Regions from separate parts of the Mus musculus genome. Here all the other regions are linked to region 1. A link is a loop called in an ENCODE intact Hi-C map of the cell type or tissue named here. Cell type or tissue: heart. All regions are shown on one strand. Region 1 has its middle 39 kb from the start of Gm52919. Region 2 has its middle 32 kb from the start of Gm38404. Region 3 overlaps D6Wsu163e (DNA segment, Chr 6, Wayne State University 163, expressed). Region 4 holds the start of 9330179D12Rik (RIKEN cDNA 9330179D12 gene). Region 5 has its middle 41 kb from the start of Gm38404. Region 6 overlaps D6Wsu163e (DNA segment, Chr 6, Wayne State University 163, expressed).

Evidence for each region. Hi-C counts contacts between places; a loop is a spot of excess contacts. Peaks named below come from ENCODE experiments on the same cell type or tissue, not always from the same donor. Only the 100,000 strongest peaks of a DNase experiment are listed, where the experiment ranks them.
Region 2: a loop joins it to region 1, with 2.2 times the contacts of the local background. A loop is called at or near these places in 8 of 42 quality-filtered maps.
Region 3: it touches region 1 in a loop (3-fold over the local background); 11 of 42 quality-filtered maps call a loop at or near these places.
Region 4: a loop joins it to region 1, with 7 times the contacts of the local background. A loop is called at or near these places in 38 of 42 quality-filtered maps.
Region 5: it touches region 1 in a loop (2.0-fold over the local background); 8 of 42 quality-filtered maps call a loop at or near these places.
Region 6: a loop joins it to region 1, with 8 times the contacts of the local background. A loop is called at or near these places in 12 of 42 quality-filtered maps.

Annotation. Positions count from the first base shown.
Region 1 is chr6:127,357,334-127,362,333 of GRCm38, forward strand. No RefSeq gene overlaps it. Among named protein-coding and RNA genes, the nearest start is that of Gm52919, 39 kb to the left of the region's middle. In heart, a CTCF peak has its summit at 2,150 (motif pointing left); no DNase peak of the experiment used is centred here; H3K27ac peaks cover 974 bases.
Region 2 is chr6:127,273,472-127,278,471 of GRCm38, forward strand. No RefSeq gene overlaps it. Among named protein-coding and RNA genes, the nearest start is that of Gm38404, 32 kb to the right of the region's middle. In heart, a CTCF peak has its summit at 2,114 (motif pointing left); no DNase peak of the experiment used is centred here.
Region 3 is chr6:126,945,923-126,950,922 of GRCm38, forward strand. It overlaps D6Wsu163e (DNA segment, Chr 6, Wayne State University 163, expressed), which reads left to right. Exons shown (of 14, transcript NM_138594.3): 4 at 555-736; 5 at 4,136-4,235; 6 at 4,353-4,474. Among named protein-coding and RNA genes, the nearest start is that of D6Wsu163e, 8.5 kb to the left of the region's middle. In heart, CTCF peaks have their summits at 2,533 (motif pointing right) and 2,741; no DNase peak of the experiment used is centred here.
Region 4 is chr6:127,145,329-127,150,328 of GRCm38, forward strand. It overlaps Ccnd2 (cyclin D2), which reads right to left. Exons shown (of 5, transcript NM_009829.3): 2 at 3,336-3,551; 3 at 695-854. It overlaps 9330179D12Rik (RIKEN cDNA 9330179D12 gene), which reads left to right and starts at 4,061. Exons shown (of 3, transcript NR_040274.1): 1 at 4,061-4,235. In heart, CTCF peaks have their summits at 3,840 and 4,057; DNase peaks (open chromatin) are centred at 2,553, 3,393, 4,143 and 4,463; H3K4me3 peaks cover 2,626 bases; H3K27ac peaks cover 2,829 bases.
Region 5 is chr6:127,264,375-127,269,374 of GRCm38, forward strand. No RefSeq gene overlaps it. Among named protein-coding and RNA genes, the nearest start is that of Gm38404, 41 kb to the right of the region's middle. In heart, a CTCF peak has its summit at 2,626 (motif pointing right); a DNase peak (open chromatin) is centred at 1,927; H3K4me3 peaks cover 951 bases; H3K27ac peaks cover 878 bases; H3K27me3 peaks cover 1,327 bases.
Region 6 is chr6:126,953,876-126,958,875 of GRCm38, forward strand. D6Wsu163e (DNA segment, Chr 6, Wayne State University 163, expressed) reads left to right here. Exons shown (of 14, transcript NM_138594.3): 7 at 860-966; 8 at 1,260-1,457; 9 at 1,974-2,102. Among named protein-coding and RNA genes, the nearest start is that of D6Wsu163e, 16 kb to the left of the region's middle. In heart, a CTCF peak has its summit at 2,034 (motif pointing right); no DNase peak of the experiment used is centred here.

The DNA.
Region 1 (5,000 bases):
TGGTCCACACAAATCTGACAGACCAACATTAATATTTTGATTTACACCGAAAGTCAAAAATGTACCTAGAATACACGTGCCTTCCACACACTACTGCAACAAGCACGGCTGTGTACAACACACACATTCAACAGCTCCTGCATGACTTAATCAGTTAGCATCGACATGCTCAAGGCCGTGACATTTCTATCTATCTTGTTTCACACTAGAAAAAGAACAGAAATCATTCCTGCCTCCTAAGTATCCTGGGTTGCCATGATGCTACGGCTTAGACGATCTTTATGTACAGCGTTTGATTCTTTATGTACAGCATCTGATACCAGACACCATTCTTTTCAGTCATCTCTTACCTAGGAGGAGTGGCTCCACCATCAAGTTGGCCTTAAAAGATTTCTAAAATGTCTTTGGGGGCAGGGATTTGCATCAGCCACACGCATGAGCATGCGGGCTGCGTGCCCTTTCAGCCTCTCCAGGCTACTCATAACCCCCAGGCCCTCAAAGGCATGTGGATTCCCAGTAATTATGCAGGAAAGCATAGCTTAGAACCAGGAAGATGAGAGATGTCATCGTGGGGCAGCAATGCTTGCTTTGTGGTCTCTTTATGCTCAGGGTGTATCTACAGGGCTGTGGGTATTTGCTATAACTGAGGAAAATGAATTCCAAACACCAAACAGCCCCAACCTGCACCTCTCCAAAGTCTACCCTTTCATCTCTGCAGCAAGCCAAGCGCACAAGTAGTGAGCACTTTGGGGGACCTCCCACCAGGAAGCCTATCTTAAACTCTCCAAAGAACTCCATGTCCTTGCTGTGTGCGACATGCATGGGCCCTTGTTTGGGTGTTTTGATATATTTTTTTCTGTTCTAACCCCTCTTTATGTCTGCAAGATACTTCATGATATACTCTGCCCCAGGTGGCCCAAACTGACTTTAGTAACGCTGACTTTCAGGAATGTGTGTTGCCTTGGGGGTTGAGGGAGAGTCACTTATGATCAGCTAGTGCCCCAGGCCACATCAATTTGTTGTTGTGCCTACTAGTGAGCCTTCTCTGCAGGCATTCCCCTCTATATTCCAAGGGCTTGACATATCAGCATTGAAAGTGGCCAGTCAGTGAATCTTACTTATCAGATAAAATGTGTGAGGGTCAGAAAACCTCAGAGACAAAGGGCTTCCCCAAGGTTGATAGGAAACTATTATTCTGGGAGCAAAGAGTTTTATCTCTTAGAATTTTTGAAGAGAGGAATACAGGAAAACTCAACCATCAAGACTCAGAATACAGGGCTGGCGAGATGGCTCAGCAGGTAAGAGCACTGACTGCTCTTCCAAAGGTCCTGAGTTCAAATCCCAGCAACCACATGGTGGCTCACAACCACCCGTAATGAGATCTGACGCCCTCTTCTGGAACGTCTGAAGATAGCTACAGTGTACTTACATATAATAAAGAAATAAATCTTTTAAAAAAAGACTCAGAATACAGGCCCTGGGGTATCAGGGGCTCCAGGGAGATGAAAAACAAAACAAAACAAAACAAAACCAAAACACAGACCATGACAATAATGGATGCAGGCCCCCTCTTGGTCAGTCAATGGATTTCCCTCACAGGTTCACTCTCAGTCAGTCAGTGGGTTACCCTCACTGTGGTGGTATTGACAGCCGCTCCTTTGAACCCTGAGCAGTGTCTCTCAGGCCGGTGTGTGTCCCGCCTGCTCTCTGCCCAGAGGAGCCCAGGTTTCCTGAGCCTGGCCTCTTCTCACAATTAGATATGGTTCTGTTGGGGAGATAAAGAGAGGTCATAGGCCCTGAGAGGGGAGAGGGAAGGCGCCCGGCTCTCCTTTTCCCAGGAAACAATCCCATGGTCTTTGAAAGTTATTAAGAAGGAATTACCATGTAGAATTCAAGTTCATTCCAGCACACAGTGGGTTTAGCCAAATGAGGGGGGTGGGCACTTTGTGACCAAGGACTGTGACCTCAACTGTCCATCACTGAAGTGTAGAAACTGACCAGAGATAGGTCATTCTATCTTGAAGGGAACTACAGGAAAAAGGTAGCTTAGACAGATGAACTAAGGAAGTATGCATATGATTTTTTAAAAAAACCCAAAGATTAATTTATGGCCATTGGACAGTAAATGACAGGACGTCACTGCCCTCTGCTGGTAGCAGCGTCCTCACCATGTTGGCCCCTGAGTTTTCCTTTGCTTGGAAACTGGTTTGAAGACTCAGGCAAACAGCTTTTGGAACAGCTTCATGATAAAGGGCCACTCCTTGGTTTCAGGTGAGCCGTGTGCTCACTCATTCCCCAGGCTGCAGGCGAAGTGGGCAGCCAGCCACACATACTCCACTGAAGGAAGCCTTTCTGCTCCATGTCTCAGTAGTGAGGGCCACAGACTTCCTCCTAGCCAGTGTTAACGCCTGAGTCATAGCCCCATACTCGCAGAGTGCAGCTTAAGACTCTCCTGCCTGCCCGTAACTCAGGACTCTCAGAACATAGCAAACAGGATCCCTCCTTTCTGTTCAGTACGAGCTGGGCTGCTTTTCACGGAATCCGCCAGTTCGGTTGCAACCACACAAATCAGAATTGCGAGATGCCCAGTTCCAGATGGGAAACCCATCTGACAGCTCCCACCGATCCTTAAGTTATGGAGGCTGTCTACCTCTTGGCCCAAGAGTCCATCCTGGCTGCTGGTTCTGGGGAACACGATCAGGGGTCTTCCCTTCAACCCCCTACCCCAACATTCTCTGCAGGCTTTGTTTATCTTTGAGCTGTTCTAGGCATCTAAACGTACATGGATCTATCCAGAACTTCTGACACTGGAGGCATCTATCTATCTATCTATCTATCTATCTATCTATCTATCTATCTATCTATCTATCTATCTATCTATTGCCATTCCTTAATCTAATTAGACAAAGTACACATCTCCAACAACGATTTTGGATTAGGTAACGCAATTCACACGGGTCAACAACTAAAACAATAAAATGGCTTCAAGTAAACGTCCATCAATCTTGTTGCATTATCTACAGCCTTTCTTATGCCTCTTCTTTCCCCTGCAGGAGCCAATCATGGTTAGAACTTTCCGCTCTTTATCTCGGCATTTCTACAAACATGAACATGCAAATGTACATCAGTGTTGATTTTTTCCCCTTTAGGCTAAAAGGAAGCATGCTCTGTATTCTGTTCTAAAACCTCCCCTGCCCCAGGAAAATACATGCAGGATAACTTTCCCACATCAATACACTTCAAAACTACTCATTTCCATGATGTAACGACATCACAGTTTACTTCACTAGTGTCTTATGGATGGGCCAGGTTTATTTCTATTAGTTAAATATTTTTGTTGCCTTCTTCTTCCTCCTCTTCCTCCTCTTCCTCTTCTTCTTCTTCCTCCCCCTCCTCCTTCCCAGCCTTCATCACTATTTATACTGTTTCAAATCATGTCACAGGTGGGTCATTGTGCTTATTATCCAGCGGCTGGGAGGTAGGCGTTATCAACAGTCTAAGGTCATCCTCTGACACATGGGTGGATCTAAGCCAGCCTGGGTTATGTGAGTCTCCATCTCCAACAACAACAACAACAACAACAACAGCAGCAGCAGCAGCAGCAGCAGCAGCAGCAGCAGCAGCAGCAGCAGCAGCAGCAGGAGCAACAGGAGCAGCAGGAGCAGCAGGAGCAGCAGGAGCAGCAGGAGCAGCAGGAGCAGCAGCAGGAGCAGCAGCAGCAGCAGCCATCACCGCTGCTGCTGCAGCCGCCTGGGAGGCTTCTCAGCCCCGAGGATCAAGGCAGAGGTGTCAGTGGTTTGAAACCACTGTCACGGGAGTCAGATCTGCTTGTAAGAAATGCTGGCTGTCACCTTTTCCTGTGTGTTTTCTGGTGAGGGCAATGTTCATTCTCTCTCCTAGACAAGATCTAGGAGGTGATAGAAAAGGTGAGAGCTTCCCCCTGTGGGGACCATGTCCATTAACACAAAAGACAGGGTTGGACTGGAGAGATGCTTCAGTGGGTTGAAGTGCTCGATATGCAAGCATGAGGAACTGAATTTGGATCTGTCAGAAGCATGAAAACGCCAGGCATGGTGGAGTGCCCCTGCAACCACACTGCTACAGATATGTAACTTTAATTTTTCAAACCTTATTTTTAATGATGGTTCTTAAATGCTTTAACTACCTTTTAGCCCATCACCCCCAGAGGTGGTGGAAAAGAAAGGATCTGGGAGAAGTGGACCTGTTTTGAAAGGTTCTTTGGAGCAACTCCCATCTGTGCTGTCTGGAAATCAGCAGTTCAGTTCACAGGTCAGCAGGCAGCCATAGCTCGACCTACTTGCAAACACTTCACGGATACACCAGCAGTCCAGTTTGATCGAATCTAGTCAGCAACAGATTAGGTTGTGTCACCTAACAGAGACAGCCTCTGCTCCAGTCAGCAGGAGGGACCTGGAGGGACACCAGGAGAAGTTGTTGGCTGTGCCTCTCTCAGGGAAGCAAAGATCAGCGAAGACTCGAGACCCACAAGTGTTGCACAGCTAGCTGTACCAGAAAGCCAAGCTCTGTCCCCCGACACTCCATGGAGTCCTATCTATACCCTCCAGACATCATGTGTCCTCCACGTGCCTTGCTTCAGCATGTGTGCCCAGTCAGCCCGAGTCCACAGAATCAGCAGGAAACCGCAGCACACCACCAGATGTTTTTGGTGAATTTCTCTCTATAGGGTCCAGACAAAAGGCGCGCAACCAATATGTGTGTGTCATTAGCAAAGAATCCTTCACCATGCGTCCTTTCATGTGCTTGCTTTAGCAGAACATCCTCTTTCCTGTGAGGGCTACATTTTGACCTATAGGCTTACCCTCAGATATTAAGGGACTGTAGAGGCAGGGAAGGCAGAGGACCTCTCCTGACGGACATTTTCTGGCTTCCTCCAGGTCAGCAGGCCTGCTGTGACTTGCTGGAAGCCACGTTCAGGTGTCTGCATTGGCAGAGACACGACACCCCGGTAGACAGAAAAG
Region 2 (5,000 bases), 84 kb before region 1:
CCCCAAAGCCTTCTCCTAGGACACCTCCAGTACACAATGGATTATGCCAGGGAGACCCATTGGCTGTGACACCAACTTGGTGATCTGAAGGCAGGAAGCCATTGGGAAGGGCAGAGGAACCCCATCTCTGGTTGCGCAGAATCTGGAAGGGACAGGGCAATCTTGAAGGCTGCTAGGTTCTCAATGCACGAGCTTCACTGGCACTGATGCCTGGATCCTTAGCTAACCGACTGCCATGCGTGCCTCTAAGCAGCAGGCTGCCCTCAGGGCCTGCTGCCCTTTCCTGGGCTCCAGAGAACAAAGCCATGCACCCTCCCCTCCCTGACCCAGTGGTGTGCATAGTTTCCAGGTGCCAGAAAAGGAGAGGCAGCCCGGGCCTCCCCTGCTGAGACTCCAAGACTTCTGTCACCACAAGGCTGAACGAGGAAGAAGACTTTGATCCATTTGGGAGCAATTTTGAGTTTACAACCTGATACCACTTGGTTAGTGACTCTCTTTCTCCCAGTGATTGCCAGAGAATACACTGTGATCCTAGGAAAATGGGCTGTGAATATGTAGGGGTCTTACTGTAGGTAGGGTGGTCCATCAAAATAATGACTAAGCAGGCTTTACACCCTGTTCTCTGTCTGTCTCTGCCCACTGTCTATCTGCTGTCCAGCCATCAACTGTCTACTCACCACCTGTCCTTTCTACCTGTCTGTCTATCTATCTATCTATCTATCTATCTATCTAACTATCTATCTATCTATCTATTCAATATCTACTTATTCATCCGTCAATCATCTATCATGTTTGTATCTCTTTTATGTACTTATGCATCTATCTATATCTATGTACCTATCTGTCTATGTATGTATGAATATATTTATATGTATGTATGTATGTATGTATGTATCTATTTATGTATGTATCTATGTACCTATGCATCTATGTATCTATCTATATCTATGTACCTGTCTATGTATGCATGTATCTATATCTATCTACGTATCTATCTATCAATCATCTATCTACCTATCACCTTTCTATCTTCTATCAATATATCAATCATTCTACCTATCTCAATCAATTTATAATCTATCAATCTATCATGCATATTTCATTTATCTGTGCATCATCTAACAATCCATCAATCATCTCTTATCTAACATGAATCATGTATATCTGATCTATCATCAACCAACTGCTCTATATGTCATCTACATCAACAATCAATAAACCGTTCTACCATATATTATCCATTATTGTTCAATCAACCATCTAGTATCTATTAATCAATGTATCTATCATCATTCAGTCTATCCATCCATCTATCCTCTATCATCTTTGAATTAAAGCTCAGGATGTCTGTCCACTTATTACCTCATAGAGCAGACTGAAGGGTTTTGGAAGGGACCCAGGGAGCTGCCTCTGGGAGATGAAGCAGTGATGGCTCACACCTGCTGTGGGTATTTGCAAAGTGAGTGTGCCGAGCTTGCCACTCCTAACAAAGTGGAACACATGTGCAGTCAGCACTTAAGGCTCAGTAAATGCAACAACAGATCAGTGTCTCTGACCTGCTCTAAACCACCAGGTAGGAGGTGCTTATGAGAAGAGGAGCCATAGCCATGAGGCCTGATAAAGGACCTGGGGTAGATTTTCCCAGACAAGGGAAATGAGCATAAGGTCAAGCGGCAGCTCTTTGCAGCTAAGATGTTCTCCACTCCTTTGCCTTCAACTATATAAGAGGAGACTCAGAGGAATTGTCTGCTGATAAACTATTAAAAATAATTCCCGATGACAGGGCCGCATGTTATTTTTGGCATGGAAGTTGGAAAGAGTTCAGAGAGTTCGCAGTCATGTTTCTGTAATAAACCCCGGGTGAACCCGGTTATGTGAACGAAGTTTCACAGCATAGTCTCCACAAAACGCCACTCCCCCACTAACCCTAATATGAGTAGCACTATGCACAAACATATTCACTGAAAACTGATACACTGGTGCTGGAGAGATGGCTCAGTAGTTAAGAGCACCATCAGTTCTCCCAAGAGAACCTGGCTTTGAGTCCCAGCACCCACATGGTGGCTCACAACTCTTGGTAACTCCAGTTTCAGGAGAATCTGATGCCCTCTTCTGGCCTCCACAGGCACTGCATGCACACAATGCATAGACATGCATGTAGGCAAAACACCCACACATAAAAATAAATAATAAAAAATTTAAAAATAAAATAGATATATTCAATAAAAATCTTGGTTAAATTATTTGCGAAAAATGCAGAACCTCACACATTATAAGACATGATGAGGCCAGATGTAATGTATGCGTGGGATTCCAATATTTAGGAGCCTGAGGCAGGAGGATGGTAAGTTTGAGGTGAGTCTGGGTTACACAGTGAAACCCGTCTAAAGAATAATAATTACTTGACAGATGGCTCAGTGCTGCACAAGCAGGAAGAATTCAGATGCCCAGTGCTCACTCCAGAGCTAGACTCAGTAAGTTGTGTGTTACAGACCAGAGCAGACTGGCAAACAAGAGGAACCCTGGAGTACATTGTTCAGCCTCCTAGACAGTCGTCTCAACCAGAAACTCTCTGTCTCAAAGAGTGAGGCAGAGAGTGGTGAGGAGGACACTCAAGGGGGGCATTTGGCTTCCACATGCTCCTCATACACATGTGCACATGTGTGCATGTCTACCCACGTGAGAGGGGGAAGGGAGAGAGAGAGATTGTGTATACTTAATTGATTTTATCATACAGACTCCTTGGGCCTCACATCAGATGAACTATAGAGATTCCTAGACACTCATGTCTTATAATGCTTGGAGCAGGAGGCAGGGGCGTGGCTGAGAAGACCTTCACTATTGATATGGTGAAGACATAGGACATCCTGTGTCCTCCAGGAGGTCCCTTCTGCCTTTCTACATTCACAACTGTTCTCCGATTGCTGAGTTGTTTGAAGCTGTCATTATTATTTTTTAAACAATGCTCCTAGACATGTTCATATGTTGGTTCATATGCCAATGTCTGTTTTCATTCCTTTGATGAGCTGCTGGCCCATAAGGATATTGCATCCTTAAGTTGCCAGAGAAGTCCCCAGTCTTCCAGAGTGACAGCACAATCTCACATTGGCACCAGCAGTGCACCAAGAGCGTATGGCTCTGTTCACACACCCCGAATGAATGCTGCTGCTCATGTCTTTTCCTGCACTCATTTTTCTGAAAATGTTTTGTTTTTTTAAGACAGGACTCACATGTATAGACCTGGCTGGCCTAGACCTTGCTACATAGATGCAGCCTTGAACTTACGGAGATCCTCCTGCCTCTGTTTTGTGAGTGCTAAGCAGGTACTCTACCAAGTGAACTGCATCCAAACTCCGCAGCTATACATCTTAAAATCACGTAGGCAGATTTCCCCCCACGTACATATTCCTTTTTCAAAATTATTTTAGCTAACATAATCCTCTTTGGAGCAGCCTGTGTACACGACCACCAATCTTCCCAAGAGTTTGATAATAACTGTGTTGCTTAAGTCTAGCAATGTAGGGAACACTGACATACTTTCTTTTTAGCTTTATTTATTTACTTAAGATTATTTCTAGATTGATTTCTTTCATATATGAGTGCTCCACATGTGTGCTTGGTACCTACAGTGGCCAGAAGAGGATGTTGGGTCCCTTGGATCTGGAGATGTGGATGGTGTGACACACAATGTGGGTACTGGGACTTGAATTCTGGTCCTCGACAAGAGCAGCATGTGATCTTTCCCACTGAGCCATCTCTGAAGTTCTGGCATAGTTTCTACATTGAGTCTTTGTAAAAAATTTATTTCATGTGTGTGCCTGCATGTGTGTGTGTGTGTGTGTGTGTGTGTGAGTGTGAGTGTGTGTGTGTCAGTGTGTGCATTCTGTGCTCTTTTATTTCATTTTCCTGCCTTGTTTCTTTGGCATTTCATTAATTAAGTGCTGCAGAAAGCAGACATTCTTGCCTGGTTCCAAACTCCACGGGAAAGTAGTTAAACTGCGTTTACCTCTACAGACAGCAGTAACTGCATGGATTGTGTATTCGTTCTTTACTGGGAAATCTTACTTTGAATTGTTAAGATAGCAACAGGTAGATGTTGAAGTTTTAACAACAACAACAACAACAACAAAACAAAAAACAAACAAAAAAAACCCAACAACAAACAAAAACCCAAAATAACCCCCCCAAACAAAACAAAACAAAAAACCCAAACCTAAGGTGCCTAGAGAGATGGCTTAGTGGTTAAGAGCAGTGGCTGCTCTTCCAAAAGTCCTAAGTTCAATTCCCAGCAACCACATGTTTGCGCACAGCCATCTGTAATAGGATCTGAAGCTCACTTCTGGCACACAGGTATGCATGCAGACAGAGCACTCACACATAAAGTAAATAAATCTTTTAAACAAATTAAAATGCTCTTGGAATTCTTTTTTTTTCTTCTTCTTCCCTTCTGAATAGGGTTTTTTTTTTTTTTTTTTTTTTTACACCATAACAGCCTTGCTTCCTCAGTTGTCAGTGCATGCAGTTCTTCCTATTGCTGAGTTGTACTTGCTGGTATTTTACTGAGATTCCTTGTGGTTGTGAACATCATTGGTATTTGTGTGCTCCTGTGTTTTATCTTTTGCTGATTTGAGTACAACTAGGATTAATTCTTCTCTAAACATTTGTTGGTGTTCTTTAGGAAAATCAGTTCCTGGGATTAAAGATTTGTCTTTTGAAGGTGTTAAAATTATGAATTTAGTGTCCATGATTCTGCTCAGTTGGTAAAGGCACGCGCTGCCAAGATTGGAAACTGAGTTTCGCCTTTAAGCCCACGTGGTGGAAGGGGAGAACATAAGTCATTAAGTAAATAAATAGATGTGATAATGAAAAATATTCACTTAATTCTCTTTTTGAAAAAGATGTTTGTTTGTTTGTTTTTGTTTTGTTTGTTTTGAGGCAGGGTTTCTCTGTGTCACCCTGGCAGCCCTGGAGCTTACTCTGTAGACCAGGCTGGCCTCAAA
Region 3 (5,000 bases), 410 kb before region 1:
TCCGGGTTCCTGTCCTGCTTGAGTGCCTGTCCTCAGTTCTCGTGATAGTGAACTGAAACTGGGAGTGGAATGAACGCTTCCCTCTCCCGGTTTCTTGGATCATCATGTTTCACCATGGCCGTAGTAACCCCACCTAAGACATCTGTCATAAAACACATTCAAATGCAACTCAAGTTAGTGGTTGTGAGAAGTCCTACATCCGCACATGGATGGCGACGTGGAGGGTGTTAGCTTTGTTGTTCATCCCGTTGTGCAGGCACACACATGCATCGTGTATAGATATGAGGTCACAGCACACTGACTTTCTCACTGTCCTGGGCACTTCTGTCCCTTGCTCTGTAGGAGTACCTCATTCCTTTCCCTAGGTAATCCATAATAACAAGTTAGATTGTCTCTCTCCTCTCCGTGTTCTTTTGTTATATTTAGACAATTCTAGAATAACGGCTACATGTGTGTAAGTGCAGGGCCTCTGTGTCCCTGTGTGATGTGCATACTTTTCCCTGTAGCGTGGCCAGCGGTGCCTGCCCTGACTGAATGTGTGTGTCACCTCACAGACCACCTTAGAGCATGCGAGACCTGAGGAGCCTGACTGGGACGAAGACTTTGCAGATGTGTACCATGACCTAATCCACTCCCCGGCCTCTGAAACTCTCTTAAATCTGGAACACAACTACTTCGTTAGCATCTCAGAGCTGATTGGTGAAAGAGACGTGGAGCTGAAAAAGTTACGAGAGAGGTAATACTCATTGCTTGTGTTATTATAATTAAATGTCACACTGTGACATATGATAACCTGTAGGACAGGCAGTTTGCACTTTTATAAAATTACAACACTATGCAAAACGCTTCAAATGAGCTGTCTTCTTTGATCTTTAAGCCCCACACTTAGCATCTTCATTGTGCAGGTGAGAAAACCTTGGCTTACATGAATCCACTGATTTATCCGAGGTCAAGCTAGAATTTCAACCCAGTGGTTGAGAAAGACTTCAGAACTATTAGCCCTTCCTCCTTGCTCTGTACCTGCTTCGAACCTCTTGTGGGTGGGCTTCCTCTAAGCCACAGTATCTTTCAGTTCTCTTACAAACATCTTGCATCAGGAAGAAAATAAAAAGAACCCTAGAATCCTCCCAGGGACTTTTGATCAGCTTTGAATTCCTTCCATAGAGTCTACCTAAGACAGCAGGCAAAGAGGGCTTCGTCAGAGTAAGGAGAAAGCTGCGGCTCCTTTGATGTGAAGTGTGACTTGTCAGGTCCCTCCCTCCGGTTCTGTTGGTGTGATGCAAAGGCCGTCCTGCTAGACAGACAGTCCATTTGACTTAGCAGGTCCTTTATTAGTTTAAAAGCATTTGTTTAAGAGTATGGGTATACATACCATTGAGATGGATTTTAATATTACTTGTATGATGTTTTTGTTGTGGAAGCTTGTTAAGAGCAACTAATACTTGATTTTTTTGTGGGTGAATTAAGGTTAATACCAAGGAAGTCAACTTAGATGAGATGCCATGTGCTCTTGTTTCTCATTAGCCTCACATAAAAAAACATTAAGACTAACAGTGTGTGAATAATTTGCTTTATTTTTAAGTTATTATGGTTAATAAAAATTAAAATATAAAAAATCATAGATGGATTTCATTTCTTTCATGATGCTGAACAATGAACCCAGACCTTGAGCCTTGTGTCTAAGGATTCAGCCAACTGTCAATCAACAACACGAGGGGAAAAGAGTTATACCTACTCTGAACATTCTCAGCCTTTCTCTCCTAGTTATTGCTAACAATGCAGTATAACAACTAGTTACATGGTTGCCCTAGTCATCAGAAGTGCTCCAGAGATCAGTTATAACAAGCTGGATCGTGCAAATAGGTTGTGTGCAAATGCTCTGCCTGGAAGTCCCTGTGAGTCCCAAGGGCTACCTGTGTTGCTCAGTTCCTTTCTGCCTCCTATGTGTTCCTGGCTAGTGCTTCCACCAAGCCCAGGACTTCTTTAACCCCTGCCTGCTCCTCCTGCAGAGATCCTGTCTGGCCACCTATGGTTGGGCTGCCCTCTTTTCTGAATCGGAGGTGATTCCTATTCGGTTTATTTATTATTCTTTGAAACAGTTCCTACTCTACCACAGACAATGAAGTAACTCACTAATTATTCACCCTCTCTGGAACCTGATGATTTTTTTCTCCTGTGGTTTTTTGGCTTTGTTTGTTTGTTTGTTTGTTTTAGGAAAAGTTATATCATTTTATCACTTGACGTTCAGGTTGCAGAGTTGTTGTGCCTGGTATTCTGAGCCAGTGTGTAGTTAACATGTTATTTGAAATAGAATAGGCTCTCTTTTGAACTTAATCTAGGCAATAGCTTTAAAAGTAATTATGTGATTAGCTGCATTTTAGATACATTCAGAATGATGTAAATGTTCATGAAATTTTATTTGTTGAATTCTTTTTGTCTTTTTTTAGTGAAAAATATCCTGCTTTAATGAAACCACATTTTAGATAGTTCTTTAAACATTAGAAGGAATGGTAATAGCATTTTTTATCCACTAGAGGGAGTACTTGTAAAATATTAATGCAGATATGTAGATATTTTTGTTTCTAAATGACTCTTACTTACAAGCATCCTATTCACTGGACACTTAGTACTTTCTGAAACATTAGTGACCAGCAGTGGTGGTGCACAGCAGTGATCCCAGTTCTCATGAGGCAGAAGTACAAGGCCAGACGCGGCTGTGTCGTGAAACCCTGTCTCAGAAACCAAATCAAGCAAAAAAGCTTATGGGGCCATTGCATTGTGTATAGTACAGTGGGAGCTACGTCACACAGAGTGTTTACTTCAGAAGATGTCAAAGTGCTCATGTGTATCACTCATCACATCCATCCTACTTAAGTGTTTGAATAAGTATAAACTCAGTTTTAAGAACAGTTTACTTAACTCAATAACAGTAAAACCGTTCCATTTTGTTTATTATATATATTTAAATTTATATGTTTACTTATTTGTGTATGTGTGGAATATGTATATAGTCGTGTGGGTGTTTTCATGTATGTAGGTGGGTGGTGTGTGTGTGTGTGTGTGTGTGTGTGTGTGTGTGTGTGTGTATCTAATGTATGTGAAGCCCAGGTCAGTACTGAGTGTCTTCCTCAGTCTCTGTCCACCATCTTTTTTGAGACAGGTTTTTCAGTGAACTTGGAGCTTGTGTGTGTGTTTGGCTTGGGTGTCTGAACAGTGCCCTCCAGGGCCCTGCCTGTCTCTGCTTTTTGAGACTGGGGTCCAGATGTGCTCCCACTCTTAGCTTTCCTGTAAGATCCAACCAAACTATCTCTCAGTCCCTCAAAATATCATTTAGAATACATTTTGGATGCATTTGTATTAAAAGATACTTTTTAATTTGAGATTTTAATGAACAAATGTATTAATGCACTCAGAACAGACAATATATCATAGAAGTACGGCTCAGTAAAATTTCACAGAGCAAGCCAACCCTTGTAGCCACCACCCAATCAAGAAATGGATGTTTTCCAGCAATACCGAAGCCTCCCTAGTGCCCTCCTGGTCTCCCTAAATGACTTCTGTCTGGACTCCACCATCGCTGATTGACTTCTCCTGTAGGGAAGCCCATTCTGTCCATGGTTTCTCTGGGTGAATAGAAGGAGTAGCCCCAGGCTACACCATCAGGTTGTAGTTTACATTGCTTCTTAAAGTAACTGTGTGACTTACTGTGTATCTTTTCAACCGTAATCAGTAGTTTCTGGGTGTAGTAGACTAGCTTCCAGCATTGAGCTCCTGTCAGTTCATATCCACTCGCCTGGGAAATCTGCTTGGGCTGCTGACGGAGCTCTTTTTGAGGAACTAGATGAGAAGGGGTTGGAACTACTGAACAGCCATGAAAGCTTGCTGGATTTCATCTGTTTCCAGCTATAGATGAAGCTCAGCGTGATGATCTGGCTGCACGTGAGGCACGCTTGGTACTTGAAGTCATAGCTGTCAGTGCTCACATACTCTTTTATGAGGACTGGGAGCATTTTCAAGATGGAGTATTAAATCTCAGATATGTTATCCTTCATAAAATTAAAAATTATGTTTTCACTCGTGGCTGTATGCCCTAAACGTGTGGTGAATATATCTTATTTGTTAATTTGTGTTTTAGACAAGGTATTGAAATGGAAAAGGTGATGCAGGAGCTGGGGAAATCGCTCACAGATCAAGATGTGAATTCACTGGCTGCCCAGCACTTTGAATCCCAGCAAGTAAGTGAGATGAGGTGTGCGGCTTTACATTTGCACTCACGTTTTCTCTTTCTCGTGAAAAAATGACTGCTTGGTTCTCCCTCCCCCTCCCCCCTCCCCCTCCCTCCCTCACTTTAGGACTTAGAGAATAAATGGTCAAATGAACTGAAACAGTCTACAGCTATCCAGAAGCAAGAATATCAGGAATGGGTGATAAAGCTTCATCAGGACCTAAAAAACCCCAACAACAGCTCCCTCAGGTACTGACTGCGGGGGTGGGGGAGGGCGCTCCTGTCACTACTGATGTTTACTCTAAAGCTGAGCCTTGTTGGCTAGATATGTTTGGCAATGAAAATCCAAGATTTTATATTTTAAAGTATAATAAATCCAAGTATATAAATCCAAGATTTTATATTTTTAAAGATTGATTTGTGTTTCCTTGGTGTGCATGGGTACCTTGCCTGCACGTTTGTCTGTGAGGTGCGCTGTTGGATCTGCTGAAGCTGGAGTTCAGGCAGGTGTAAGCAACGGTGTGGGTGCTGGGAAACTGAACTCAGGTCCCCTGGAAGGAGCAGCCAGTGCTCTTAACCATTGAGCCATCTCTCCAGCCCTTTCTTATAGGTTTTTTGAGACAGAGTCTCATTATATAGCACTGCGGATCTCAGACTTGGCATTTAGCCTAGGTTGGCCTTGAATCTGGGGAAATCCCCCAGCCTCAGCATCCTAAGTGGTAGAATTACAGGCATTTTTCTTCCATTTCATTACAGCGTATTACTCTTGGCATGA
Region 4 (5,000 bases), 210 kb before region 1:
ACCATAAAACCATTCCGTTGCTACTTTGTAACTGTAATTTTGCTATTTGTGATTTCTTATGTAGATATATGATATGCAGGATATCTGATATGCAGGATATCTGATACGTAAGCCCTGTGGGATGTATCGACCCACAGGTTGAGAAATGTTGTGCTAGGGTCTTCTACCCAGGTGTGAAGCCAATAAAGCTATGTATCAAAAATCCTCTCCAGAGCTCAGAATAAACGGATCTTTGCTTAAAGGTTCACTCCCTTGTCAACAGGAAACAGCAAGAAGGCAATAAACCAGCTCCACGGTGAAGGAATTCCTTCCCCCTTATCAGGGCGGGCACCATGTTTATCTTGTCGTTGGTCCTTTAACCTATATTTGCCCCCACCTTCCTTAAATTCCCTTTAGGGCTTATCTCCAAGCCGTCCTTTTCCTCAAAAGATTAAAGATTTAAACACAACCAGAGAGCAGTATCTATAATCTTCAAAGGGCACTTTAGACACCATAAACAATATTTTAGCAGGCACCGACTCCCTTCCCCTTACCATACTTGCCCTCATAAAGAACTTACGAGTGAAGCAGAGAGAGAAAATGTTCTAGTTCCGAGAAAGCACGAGCGAGGCTCCAGGCTGGCTTACTCAGACTTGCCTAGACACCCAACCCCACCTCCCATGGCCCCGTGGAAGCCCCGTGAGCCCCCTCTCACCGGTAGCGCACAGAGCGATGAAGGTCTGCGCATGCTTGCGGATCAGGGACAGCTTCTCCTTTTGCTGGGGCAGCTTGCGAAGGATGTGCTCAATGAAGTCGTGAGGGGTGACTGCGGCCAGGTTCCACTTCAGCTTACCCAACACTACCAGTTCCCACTCCTGCAAAGGGTGGGAGGAAGAGGGCAGAGCTCTAAGAATCCATAGACTGACTCCAGGCCCGGGTTGGGGGCTGGGTTCCCGGCCAGCTCTGAAGATGCTCCTTAAGGCTCCACTGCAGCCTCATCTGTCACTGTGCCCCTCATGCTTTGAAGTTGCTCCTGGCTCTTCTTGGGCTAAAAAAAAGTCAGGCTCCACTGAAAATAATGAGAGGCCAGGTAACTACTGCCAAGACCAGCCTTTACTCTAGTTTTCTTCCTACCTCACCCCTACCCCTGACTCCACAAAATGTTCTTGCCTGCCCACTCAGAAAGGTGGGCCTATAGTAAGATCTAGCTAAGGCCACTGTGGTGCTGCGGTGAGAATTTGTTGGCTAAGTCTCTTTACTCCTCATGGAAAAAAATGATGCTTACAGATGCAGAATAGCAGAAGCCTCCTTGGCCCAACTCCTTGGCAGCCAGTTCGCTGGCCTTTCCTTGTGGGGGAAGAGTATCATTTTCCCTCTCTGCTGCCAACACCTTCCCCTTTGACACACCATGAAGAAGTCTTGGGATATGACACTCACCCTTTCACCTAAATCTTCACTGGCCTTTGTCTTCATGGCTAAAGGGCCTGAGGTGGTCACTTGTGACTCCATTTTGCACACTATGATTTGGGGCAATGTGGAGGTGCTTAAACAGGGTCAGCCCATGTACTGGGCTGTAACGGTCTCTTTTAGGGGGCTCCACTGCACCCCACTAGTAGGCTACTTTGTGCCTCTCCTTTTGTAAAATAAACATGGGGAATAATGTTCAAATGAACTGGACTAAATATAATAATACCCCAAAGAGATGCACACCTGGAAGTGCATGTCTGGGATTCTACCTCTTTAAGGCTAGAAGTTTGAGGCTAGCTTGAAATTATGCAAAGGTCCCAATTTTTGTTTGTTTTGGTTTCGTTGGGGGGGGGGGTGCAAACAAAAGGAAATGATCCTGGTCAATCAGTAGGATTCAAAAGCGCAGGATGCTACTACTGCCGGGCAGTGACTGACTCTTCAGTTCACCTGGCTCCATCTGCTAAACTTGGGGACCGGCTATAAAGCCCCTGTCAGCTGGACCAGCTATGGTGTTTCCTGGAGCAAGCTCCCCTCACGTGTAAAATAGGAAGGTTCTTCTAGGGTGCATAACTTATGGATGGGAGGAGATGGGAAGCTGGCACACTTTATTTGGAGAATTGAGTTAGCTTTGCCGGTCCTGGAAAAATTAGGGTGTCTTGAAAAATACCTCCAGTCCTCCAGCACACCAGACACATAGAAGATTCTTTTTCATGTTTTGTTTTGTTTTGTTTTTTTCTTTTTGAATAGACAAGCTGGCCTCCAATTCTAATCTTATTTTTTTTTCCTCCCCACAAGCTTTCAAGTCTGCCTGGGTTTTTTGCAGGAAGTTAGGATAAAAAAAAAAAAATTCCTTAACTACGTAAAAATCAGAAATGGCTTGAATCCCAAACCCTTCCTTCTTCCAGGGCAATGTGAGCACAAACTCGTCCTCTGGCACCATTATTGAAAGAAGCAGATCTTCCAGAAGAAAGCACCTTTAGGGGCCTCTTACACCAAACCAGAAGCAGCTGAAATCTGGCAGTGTTTCAAAGGTGAAGTCATTCAGGCCCCTCTTTGCGTTCTAGGCAATTCCTCCCCCAGCCTTGCACATGTCTGCCACTAGGTGGCAGCACAGACCCAGAAAGGACGGCTCCTCACAAAGGGCTCAGTTCAAGAAGCCAGTCTTTGCCCAGGAGATTAAGCAGGCCCAGGCAATGGCAGCAAGGGGGAGGGAGTCGATAGAGGGGGTGGTCTTCTTTCACCAGTGCAAGGTGTGCAAACCACTGTAAAAGAGAGCTGCAGAACCTTCAGTGTGTGGCATTAACATGGGGGTAGGGGGAAGTGCATGAGAAAAAAAAAGGTAGATGGTTGGGAGAAAACCAAGACAGGACCCCCTGGGGACTGTATCCAGGTCACTGTGCCTTTTGGAGCTGAACTCTCATGCTTCAGATCCACCAATAGAAAGGCAGATGTTGATTTTGCATCCAAGTTAATATGTTCATACTTAGTGCTTTGTTGGTACTTAGTGATCAGCTACTATGTTTGTCCATGAGACTTTATTGGTCTTTAAGACATTACCTGTTACACCTCCAGGGTCTTGGGAAACAACACAAACTAGAATGTGAGAAATCAGACCGTGTTCTCAGGGTTCAGTGGAAATCTGGACCTTAATTATAACATCATTAACTAGAATATTCTATTTATGCCCCCCCCCCACCCACACACACAACAGAATTTCACCCTCATGAATTTCCATGAGGCACTGATAGCTTTGCTCACTCCCTGATGTGGGAAGACTAGCTCTCTCCTACTAAAGGACATCTTTTTTTTTTTTCTTACAGTCTTGGTTAGTGTGGCGGCCTTAGTGTGATGGGGAAGGGCAGAGTCAGGAGCAGGGAGGGCGGCATTACCAGCAGCTCCTGGGGCTTCACAGAGTTGTCGGTGTAAATGCACAGCTTTTCCGCAGTCAGCGGGATGGTCTCTTTCAGCTTGGAAGCTAGGAACATGCACACTGCACCCAGGAGCTGAAGATGGGTCTTAGGAGTCGGGACTCCAGCCAAGAAACGGTCCAGGTAATTCATGGCCAGAGGAAAGACCTCTTCTTCACACTTTTGTTCCTCACAGACCTACAATCAAGAGTGGGGTAGGGTCCGAGGGGGATAGGGAAAAATTAGTATCAGAAACAGAGGGAAAAGAAAAATAAAAGCATAATCTGAGATAACAAAAAGAATTTTTTATGTGTGTGTGGGGAGGGGGAGGAGAGTAGAAAGGATAGTAAGAATAGAGATGAGAACGGTGGGGTAAATCCGAAGGGCTCCTGGGGTTCGGGTATTCCCGCAAAGCTGAAAAAGGTGATGAACTAAAACCTCCACAAACCCCAAGGCAAAGCCCAGAGCCGCCGCCGCCTGCCGTTCCCTCTGGCTCACTTCTCAGCACACCAACTCACTCTTTTTTGGATTTCGTCATCTTTTCAAAAAATCAATAAAAATATTCTGGAAGCTCCGAAAGTCTACTTCTTGGTCTCGTTCGGATCCTCAGATCCTATTCTACCATTCCCGACAATTGAAAAAAATGTCCAGGGTGGTCTCGGCGGTCCAGGGGCCGCTGTTCGGTGGGTGGGTGGAGGAGAGAGGGGGAGGGAGGAGGAGGAAGCGCGCCTCGGCCGGCCGCCGCAGTTGGAGTCGGAGCAGGGGGGAGCAGTTTCAAAAAATTATTAAAAATCGAGGGAAAATCCTAGAAACGCTCTGTGGGCCTGAAAACCCCAGAGAGGTCCCAGGCTCCCTGGAAAAGAGGTTTCGGGTGTCCGTAAGGTCGGTATCTCCACCCCAGGGGCTCTAGATCTCAGTGGGGGAAACTTGCGGAGTGTTCGGCTGCGGCCCACAAGGGCAGTAGCTAGGAAGGCTGTGCCTGCTGGGGGTTGGGTGAGACGAAACCAGGGAACCCCCCTCCAGGAGGCATGCGGGACTCTGACCTCTCATTTGGGGGTGCCCCCTAGCCTGCTCTACACACCTCCTCCCCCGCTTCCTACCCCACCCAAATCTGCGCGCTCAAGAAGCAGCCAAACTGTAAGTAACCTTGGTGAACCGAGGGCTGGGGAAGAGGGCACGATCAGAAAGAGGGTGCCCAGGATCATGGGGTGCTGAGAGGGGGTGGGGGCGCCGGCGAATGTTGCCAGTCCTTGTAAATGGAGTTTGCAAAGCAACATGGCGAAACCACGGCAGGTCCAGAGCTGTGCATACGTGGGCACCCTGCTCTCTCGGCAAAGATTGCAAGCAAGGCTAAAGCAGCGGTTCTTTCAGATTGCCCTAAACGCACGTTTTTTTCAGTATGACTTCCGGGGCTCTCCTGAATTCCCTGTTTCTCCCCCACCCCCACCTCCTGCCAAAGTGCCAACGCGGAGTCCTAAGGCTCAGACGGTTTGCCCCAACCCTGAGAGTCGGGGGCGGGGGGGGGCTCTTTATATGTTGGTATGGATTGTTAGGTCGCAACACCCTCTGGGGCCTCACTGAAGGCAGCCGGGGTTGCTTCCACACCACAGGTCAGAAATGGAGATGGGAAGACGAGGAAGCCACATG
Region 5 (5,000 bases), 93 kb before region 1:
GTATTGCATGGCCAGAGCCAGGGTCAAGGAAAACCAGGGGCACTGAGGTGGGGTGGCATGTTTCCTGGAGGAGCCCCTTGGCAGGGAACTTGACAGATGGCACCACCTCTCCCCTCCCCCCTTCTGTTCAACATGGTGAAGAATAACTCCAGATGGGAAAAGATAAATATAGCTCTCTTTCTACCCCTGCTCCCGTGTGTGTGTGTATCTGTCCATCAGTGTCTGTCTGTCTGTGCACACAAGTGCACGTCCATCCAATCCATGCACGGAAGCCTGAAGTCCACAGTAGGTTGTCAGGAATAATAGTTTCTGCTCCTTATTTTTTTGAGACAACTTCTGCCCCTGAGCCTGGAGCTCACTGATTCACCTGGGCTGGCTGGCCACCAAGCCTCAGCATCCACCTGTCTCTACCCTGCCCTCTAACACAGGGGTCACCGACATCTCACCCCATTTCTATGTTGGGTGTTGGGGATGGGAATTCGAGTCCTCATGCTTGCACAAGAAGCATTACCAGCTGAGCCATTTCTCCAGATCGTCACAGTAGCTCTTGAAGTTGTCAGTACTACTTGAACAACACAAAAGATAGGAGTCTAGAAATCCCTGACATCTAAACGGCGTTGGGTCACCAGTGGACTGAAGATATTAGTACTCATAGCATCCCTTTCCACACTCCCTGAGAGGTTGTCATGAGTGAGAATTGTCATAAAGGCACAGGATCAACAAGACTGAGGTTTCTTGGGGTGTCAACAACAAAGAACGTTGGCTACAGGTGGGGAAAGTACCGTAGTGCCCTTCCACCTGCTATGCCCAAGAAGTGCCCTCAACGGTGGTGGCAGGTGCACCACCTCCAACGTTGCTGTGAAGTTAGGGATGCTCACTAAGCATTTCTTGACTGAGACCCAAGAGACAAGTATGGGAGTTTCACATCGCCCTCTCTCTGTTTCTCTCTCTCTCTCTCTCTCTCTCTCTCTCTCTCTCTCTCTCTCTCTCTCGCCCTTTCGAGGACTTTGGGGTCATCATGCTCTTACCCAAATGGCTGCAAGGTTCCAGTGATTCTGGGAGTAAGTGTGGCTGACTGGGTGCTTGGCTGCTCACGGTGGGCCTCCCAGAGCCTTGTATGGCCATGAACTTTTACCCAGAGAAAGCCCATGTTTAGCTTCAGAATGGTTCCCTGGGGTCAGCCTTTACCGTAGTTCACAGTCCAGCACCCCCTAGGGGTTAATTTTACCACTCTAAGCTAGGAGGGGCTGGAATAGAGGACCACAAGGAGAGGAAGAGAGAGAGAGAGAGAGAGAGAGAGAGAGAGAGAGAGAGAGAGAGAGAGAGAGAGAGAGAAGAAGAAGGAGAAGGAGAAGGAGAAGGAGAAGGAGAAGGAGAAGGAGAAGGAGAAGGAGAAGGAGAAGGAGAAGGAGAAGGAGAAGAGAAGAGAAGAGAAGAGAAAGACAGAGACACAGAGAGTGGAGAGACTGAAAGACAGACAGAGACAGACTCAGAGAAGGGAGAGCTCGCAGGCTTGGGGAAGTGGGATGCTGCTTTTTGCATGAATTTATCTTTTTTTTTTCTTTCGTTTTTTTGGCAAACCACAGACCAGCTACACATTTTTTGGCAGTTTCCTGAGGATAAGCTTCGTATTTTGAGACAGGAAAAAAAAAAAAAAAAGGAAGAGTGGGAGTCTGGGGAAGAAATGAGACAGAAAGTAGTTGTTCGCTCTCCCATGAGCAGACAACACACACACACACACACACACACACACACACACACACACACACACACACACACACACACACACGACTCCTGGCAATAAGGAAGTGAGACTAGATCTTTTTCATGAATGGGGCTCAGCTCAGTCTTGCTGAACTTCCGCTCTCCCATTCACCAGCATTCAAATTTCACCTTCTGACCATCCAAGACAGCTGGCTGCCGGCCCAGGCGCTGGGAGCTGTTTGAGATCATCCTCCTGCCCACAGGAAACTGGGCGCTAACAAGAACCTTCCTTCCTGCGCTGCCGAATCCAAAGTGACCGGGATGTTTCCGGAATACCGACCTGAGGGGCACTGGCCCCTGGACTCCCCGCGCCTCCCCCCCTCCCCAGCCCTTTTCCCCAGGACCTTGCTCATCTCTGAGGAAGCTCAGAAATTCCAGCGCTTCTGCAGGCGACTGTGAAGGACGCTGACTCTCTGGGTCCGTTAATGCCTGCCTTGCAATTAAGCCAGGGGAAATGACAGTCAACATTCTGGAGGGAACACCTCACGGCCCTTCCCATGGGGTGTTGGGGCAGTTCACTGTGCTGTGGCCTGCCAGTGTGCCCCTCCTGTTCATCAGGAGGTAGCAGAGGGTGCCTGGGTTCCTCGAAATTTCCCTGTGGAAATCATTCCAAGGGGTGCCTGTATGTCTATGTAGTGGGAAAGCAAGCTGGAGGGCTTTGTCTTATTTTGCTGGTCCGCAGTTTTCTGCTTGTTGAAGGGACAATCATAAAACACTCCCAGAGCGGAGTTACTGCAAACACTGAATGGCCCAAAGTGAAAGATTCGGTTTCTAAGGCAGAGTGATGCTGGCCGCCAGCAGAGCAGTTGCCACTATTGAGAGAGAATGATGGCTTCCAGCAGCGGTGGGTGTTATAGATTTGTGGCCAGTAGGGGGCGTGCTAGTTACCGTTCTGCTGCTATGACAAAATACCCCGACAAAAGCAATTTAAGGAAGGAAGGAAAGACTTTGGCTCACAGTTGCAGGGTGCAATCCATCAGGGCAGGGGAGTCGGAAGCTTGAGGCAACTGATCACATTGTACCGGCAGAGTCAGAGAGCAGGAAGCCAGATGAACGTTGTGTTTGGCTTGATATCTCCTTTTTATTCAGCCCAGGACCCAGGCCAGGGGACGGTGACACCCATATTCAGGGTGAGTCTTCCCACCTCAATCTAATGAAGAGAGTGGCTCACAGAGCATGAGGCTAGCCCAATCTAGGAAATCCCTCCCAGGTGTGCCTAGAGGCTTGCCTCCTCGGGGAATACAGAGTCTGTCAGGATGACAGTCCTCACAGGATGAAGACAGTGACAGGTAGGGCAGACATGACCCCTGACTTGGAAACAAAGGAAGAAGAAGAGACTGGTAGGGAGAGGTTTTTTTCTCCTTTCCCTGCCTTCTCTTCTGTAGCCCCTTGTAGTGGAAAATGAAAAGGCCACCAGGTTCTTGTCCCCTCCTGAATGCTTAGTTTGTTACACAGACTCCCTGGGCTTCACATCAGATGAGTTGTAGACATTCCAGGAGGCAGGGGCATGGCTGAAAAGACCTCTAGAATTCTTCCCTACTTTCAGACCAGGAGTCTTCCCAAAGGCTGGGGCAGAGAACTGGGGCAGAGAGCTGGGGCACTGCCTTCCTGTGAATGGACTTGGAAGTATCAGGGTCTTTGCTTGGCCATGTGATTCATAGCAAAGGAACGGTGATCACGACACTGTCCTTCTAGGAATGTATTGATGCTGGAGCCATCCTTGTCCACGGGCCCATCTTCAGTACAAAGATGCTAGGAACAGAAACCACTGCTGGGGGGCGGGGTCGGGGGCGGGGTCAGGAGAGGTTGATGGACCTGTCCCCTCCTTTTCCTTCTCCCCTCTCCTCTCCTTTCTTCATTCCTCCTCCTCCTCTCTATCTCTCCCCCTCCTTTTCTCCTACCCTACCTCCCTTCCTCCTTTCCTTCCTTTTCAGGGTCTCCCTTTGTAGAGTCTTGGACTCATGAGCCTTCTACCTCAGCCTCCTGAGTTCCAGAGCTGTCATTGTGAGCCATCATGCCAGCTGGGATTCTCTTTTGAACTGAGTCATATTCAGCTTGCCTCATCCCCCGGGCCCAATGATGACTGGAATCCATTCACTTCCCTCTTTTCCAGCCTCATTCCATACTCTGTTCTCTCCACCTCTCAGAGTGAGAGAGGGAAGAAGTGCTCTGTGACAGACAGACAGACAGACAGACAGACAGACAGACAGACAGAGGAGGAACAGGACCGTTGTGATGCAAATGCTATTGGTTTATGGTGTTCTAGAAGGGTACCCCTCCCCTCTGCTTCAGGTTACGGGTTCTGGTGCCTTAGTCTGTCTCATTTCACCAACTTCCATCACCACCCCACCAGCCCATAGTTTGCACAGGAGACATTACAGCTCCCTTTGAGGAGCCAACCCCTTGGAGACCACACAGTTATTCCAAGTTCCTGCGGGTGCAATCGGTAGAACTGGGAATTCAGCTTTATTAAGTCCATTTGGGTAAAGCCCTCCCTATGGATAAAGGCACTCTTCTGTTCTTGTCTATTGATGCTAGACACTAGGACCTCATTCGCAAAAGAATTGGCTAGGAAGGTCTAGGATGGCAGAACTCCCAGCATGCCTTTTGAGAGCCTGGAGGGCACAGCAGTAGAAGGGACCCTAGGAATGCTCTGAGCCTACCCATCCTGCAGAAGTGCCTCCCCATGTTTGTGCTCCTTCACTCGCAGCTAGAGGATTCTCCTAGCTGCAAGATGGCAGCTATGGCTGTGTGGAGCTGCTTTCCAGAGTTTCTCTTGCTGATCCTGTCTGTTTTATCCTTGGTTCTCTCTCTGTTTGAGTTCCTGGGGCACCTCACAGACAGTATCAAATTTAAATGTCCCAAGAAAGACTTAGACAGGCTAGTGGCTACCTGCCATCAGTTGTTCTCACCTTGTTTTCAGGCTGTGGTTGCCATGTTGCAGGGACCAACACTGTGGCCCATGGTTGGGGCAAAGTCCCCATTCTGTTTACTTGGTTCTACCATTTCTTGTTTAAAGACTCAGGGACCTGAAGCTCTGAGTCGGGAGCCAGCTTGCCCGAGGCCACACCTAGGAGAGATGAATGCAGCTCTCAATGCAAGCTGCAAAGTCCAAGAATTTACCACACCCTGGTGCCTCTCTGCAAAGACGCGCCTGTGTTTGAGTGTAGCTTTTCTTTGTGTGTTAAAAGTAGCCAGTCACATTTTAAATCACAATAAAGTTAGAATTCCTGCCA
Region 6 (5,000 bases), 400 kb before region 1:
GCCATGGGTTTGAATTGAGCAGTTATGTGGTCATAGCTTCTCTAGGATAACTTTACCCCAGAGCAAAGAAAACTGTCTAGTGAGAAGAGAATGCATCCAGACAGGGAAGTGTCAAAGGAACCTTTCGGTTCTTGATTTATCTGGCCTTTTAATTAAAAGCACTTAAAACTGTCTTGTAAATTACTGTTATTATAATGGTCATCATCATTATCATTATAATCGTGTGTGTGTTTGTGTATATGTGTGTGTGTGTGAATATGTGTATATGTGTGTGGGTGTGTGTGTGTATGAGTGAGCAGTGGGAAAATTAGAGGACACTTGCAGAAGTTTTTTTCCTCCCGCAATCCGTCCTAGCATCAAACTTAATGCTCTGCCAGCCTTGTGAAGCAAGGGCTTTTACCTGCTGAGCCATCACAGCAGCCCAAGGTTTTAATTTTTAATCTTCATTGCTGTCACCTCATCTATTTTATAATTTTGTTTAGAATTTGCCCTGTCTTGAGAATTCTTATGTATGTCTGATATGGCTTTTAATGATATTACATATTAGTTCCTCAGCTAATCCCTGAATCATTTTTAAACCACTAGGAAATACTAAGTGGAGATGTGTTAGTTGATATTGTAATGACTGAAGAGAATCATCCGCATTGCTTGCTCTGAGGAGGAAGTAGAGGACGTGTGGGGCTTTCGGGAGCCGCTGCTGCTGTGCTCTTGCTTGTCACCGTGGATTAACATGACTTTAGGGAGAAATTAAGCTCTGTGTCAGCTGTTCAGTTCTCTCGTTTCGTGGCGAGCTTACTGTTCTCTGACAGAACTTGTGGTGACTGTGCAATGGGTATAACCGTAATTGTATTAATTTCAGTGAAGAGATTAAAGTGCAGCCGAGTCAGTTCAGAGAGTCTGCGGACGCTGCTGGGAGGATCTACGAGGAACAGAGGAAGCTGGAGGAGAGCTTCACCATTCACCTGGGTATGGGAGCTCCCTCAGCAGCACAAGGAGCCTCGGGCGGACGTCCTGCAGTGAGCAGGACCTGCCCTCTGTATCTGGCCCCAACTCACCACCCGCTCCACAAAGGCTAGAGTTTATGTTCTAGCTAACATATTTGCAGATCAATTATAATGGCTATTAACATGGGCGACGGGAGAGCCACTTTTAGTTATTATTTGGGACATGGATCTACCCACAGTCTTGTCACAGACGTTTGCATCCACTATAGGATTTCTGTAGCTGTCTCGGTGTCTCTCTGTGCTGTCCACCCCTAGGAGCCCAGTTGAAGACCATGCACAACCTGCGGCTGCTGAGGGCAGACATGCTGGACTTCTGTAAGCATAAGAGAACTCACGGGAGCGGCGTGAAGCTCCACCGTCTGCAGACAGCACTGTCCCTCTACTCCACGTCTCTCTGTGGCCTGGTTTTGCTAGTAGATAATCGAATTAATTCATATAGCGGCATCAAAAGAGGTGAGTAGGTACCATGCAGATCTATCTCACCACATTTCTCTCAGTAATTCCATTTTTGTAGAGGAGTCTCACACTGTAGCCCATCCTGATCTTGAACTCAAAGCAGTCCTCCTGCCTCTGCTTTCTAAGTGGTGGAGTAACAGACAAGTAAAAATAATAATCTAACTATAAGTACATTTTTTATTTTAGAACAGGGCCTGCTGAGTGATCTTACCCAGTGTCCCCCATGCCGTCCAAGTCAAACAAAACCAGCACTTCTTATTGTTTACAGACACTGGGGATAGATTATAACCATAGTGTGTGTTATTTAAAGATGACTTGGAGGTGTATTAGAATGTACTTCTGAGAGTGGAGTGTTGGGAGAAATTGTTGTACCCACACATTCAAATGTGCGGTTATTACAAACAACAAGAAATCATATTTACAAACTTCATCTCCCCCTTAGATCTCATTTTCTATAAGTAAATGATAAATTTTTGATGGTTTACACTTAGAATGATGCTTTGGATCCCTTAGATTTTGCCACAGTTTGCCAAGAATGTACGGACTTCCACTTCCCACGGATTGAGGAACAACTGGAAGTTGTCCAGCAGGTGGCGCTGTACGCGAGAACCCAACGCAAGAGCAAGTGCAAAGAGGCCCGCGGTCAGTGATGCAGCATCCTTAAAGCCCCTAGACACCAACCACTAAAGCACGCAGAGTTCATAGCAGCGGGGCTTACAAAAAACCCAAAATTTAATATCTTCAGAAGCTAGGGGTTTTCCCCCAAATTTTCTCTTTCTTTCTTTCCCTTTCCTTTCTTTCTCTCTTTCTTTCTTCCTTTTTTTTCTCAGTTGATTTTTCTTTCAAGATCTTTAGTAAAAACCATGATAAAATTTCATTGCCATACTTAAGTAAGAGCTTTCGAAAAGTTTGCTTTCGAACCACACTGTCTCTAATGGCTAGACCATGTCTATAAAGGGCATTAAAGTCACAGTTAAAATGGAACAAACCCGAGGTTTTCCGTGTTCATATTTTTGTCTGGTGCTAGGGATTGACTGCAGCCCCTTCTCATGCCACGCATGTGCTGGTCCACGGCGTGCACCCCAGCCCTGAGCCATCTCTGGCTTTGTGACTTTAGGGCTGTTTTAGTTGTTCTAGAGAGAGAGAGACAGAGAGAGAGAGAGAGGGAGAGAGAGAGAGAGAGAGACTGTTGTGGTTAAAAGACTCTTTTTCCCTGTATTTATCTACAATACAACGTCCTTTCAAATTACTTAGAATTTTGTTGGAAATTTTTCAAACGTACTGAAGTATACTTTATAATTACTTCTACTTCATCTACCCTGCCCTAACTTCTGAAATTCTAGAACCTTCCAAAAGAGTGCCACCAATTGGGAAGCTAGCATTTAAATCATGAGCCAATGAAGGATGCTATGTCTTCAAATCATAGCCACACTAATCACCCCAAACTAAGCAAAGTGTCTGTCGCCCGAGAGGCTGCTCCTTGGCTCCCTGTGGTGAGAGCATCAGGGCTGTGCCTTGATAAGGGTCACGTATGTAGTGGGTCATAGCCATATTTTTATGCATCAGCTCTCTGAAACTTATTCAGCCTGTAGAACAAACTTCATATCCCTTGACCAATATCTCTGTGTTTTCCCCTTCCTCATCCCATGTTAGCTGTTACTTTGTTCTGTTAGTTCAACGGTTCCAGACTGTCCTCAGTAAGTCTTCCTTCTGGATGGTGCTCCAGGAGCACCAGGAGATGCTGCAGTCCACGGGCAGTACTGAACTTGCATCCATCCTAGTCTTTATTACATGTACATAACTTGTCAGTTTTCACCTTTCACTTAACGGGCTTCTCTTTGTCACATCTGAATCGTCAGCATCGCTGGTCTCAAGCTGTGAAACCCAGCAGGTAGCAATGCACACTGTGAATCCACTGGTCAGAGGGATGAGTTATGTCCTGAATGGAACAGAATAGGGTGGTGTGACACTTCGTCTTGTTGCTTGGATTGGCATGCAATTGAAGACTTGTGAGCTGTTATCTTTGGAGTTGTTTGATGTTTCTGAACCACAGCTGATGGTGGATAACTGAGACCACAGAAGGGAAAACTGAGATGGAAGGGGGCTGCTGCCCCTCCTTCCTATCCTGCCTGCCTGTGCCTTCCAGATATGTTTGTATGTACAGAAGCATGTGTGTCTAGTTGTCCTTCTTACACAGTGACACTTTGTATACATGTGGCTCCGTAGGCATTGCACTGAGGGCCTGCCCTGGAGGCCAGGCCCTCAGTCCAGAAGCCCCTTCGTGCCCTTTGCTGTTGTGTAGTAGTGCATTGCAGGTACCTGGGGCGGGTCAGTCCCCCGTGAGTAGGTATTTATTCTTCAATATTTAATTGTAAGCAGTAGTACATAAATAACAATAAATAATTGTGGCTCTGCTGGAGCACCATTACATTTCAGGACCAGGACACCAGTATAGAGGTGATCCCAACAGAGGACTGTGTAGAGTAGTTCACGGTGTCTTCTTATGCTGTTATCCTCTTCCTCCACCTCCCAAGCAAGTGATGATGTGGTCAGAAATATGTTCCCATATATGTTTTAAAATGTTTAATGCATTTTAGTTAGATAATTTTCTCACTTTTCCCTTCTCTTTGCTCCCTCAGCTCCGTCCAAGGATTTTTAATCTCAGTCGTAGTGACAGAGTGTGTGAAGGTGGAGGTCATGGGTGTGGGCAAGGGAGGAGGATTTTACGTCTGTGAGCTATAGCGTGCAGTACACGACAGGGAGTTTGAAAACCACCTACATTTAAGGTGGCACGTATGTGGCTTGGGATTTTGTTCTTGTGAAAGCAACTGTGTTGTGATTTGAATGAGGCAGTAGAGTAAGGCACTTTGTAAAAGACCAACTTTCTTTTTTTGTTTGTTTGGTTGTTTTAAGATGGGGTCTCAGTATGTACCCAGCCTTCCCAGAACTCACTGTGTAGCCTAGGCTAGCCTTGAACTTGTGATCCTCCTCCTTCAGCCTCTTAAAGGCACTTGTATGTTATAGAAAGTCTTGGGAAAAAACTTCTGAGTCTTCTTCATCTGCACACGACTACATTTTTTGTTCATCACGCTTGCATCCTGATATACAAGTACCTGTTTATTCTAAGGTCTCTCATTCATTTTTTACTGTGGTTGTTATGTTCATTGTATTTTCATAGTTTATGATAAAACATATGAATATCATATTTTCCATCAAAATCACCTCCTTTTACTGCTAAGGAACATGTGACTCGTAAAAACCTGGGCAGAAGAGTGGGCTGTGAGCTCCTCTCTTGTTTCTTTTTCTCTTTTCTGTTTATTTTGAGATTGTATTTTAATTACGTTTCTTCCTTCTCTTTCCTCCCTCCACACCTTCCCATCTACCCTGCCCTCTATCCTTAAAATGTGTGCTCTCTTTTCTTCATGAGTTGTTACTGCATGTAGATATTGTATTTGTATGTATATATTTATTCCCAAATGGAACCTGCTGAGTCCATGCAACACTATTGTGTGCCTGTTTGGGGAGCTGACTGTTTGCCAC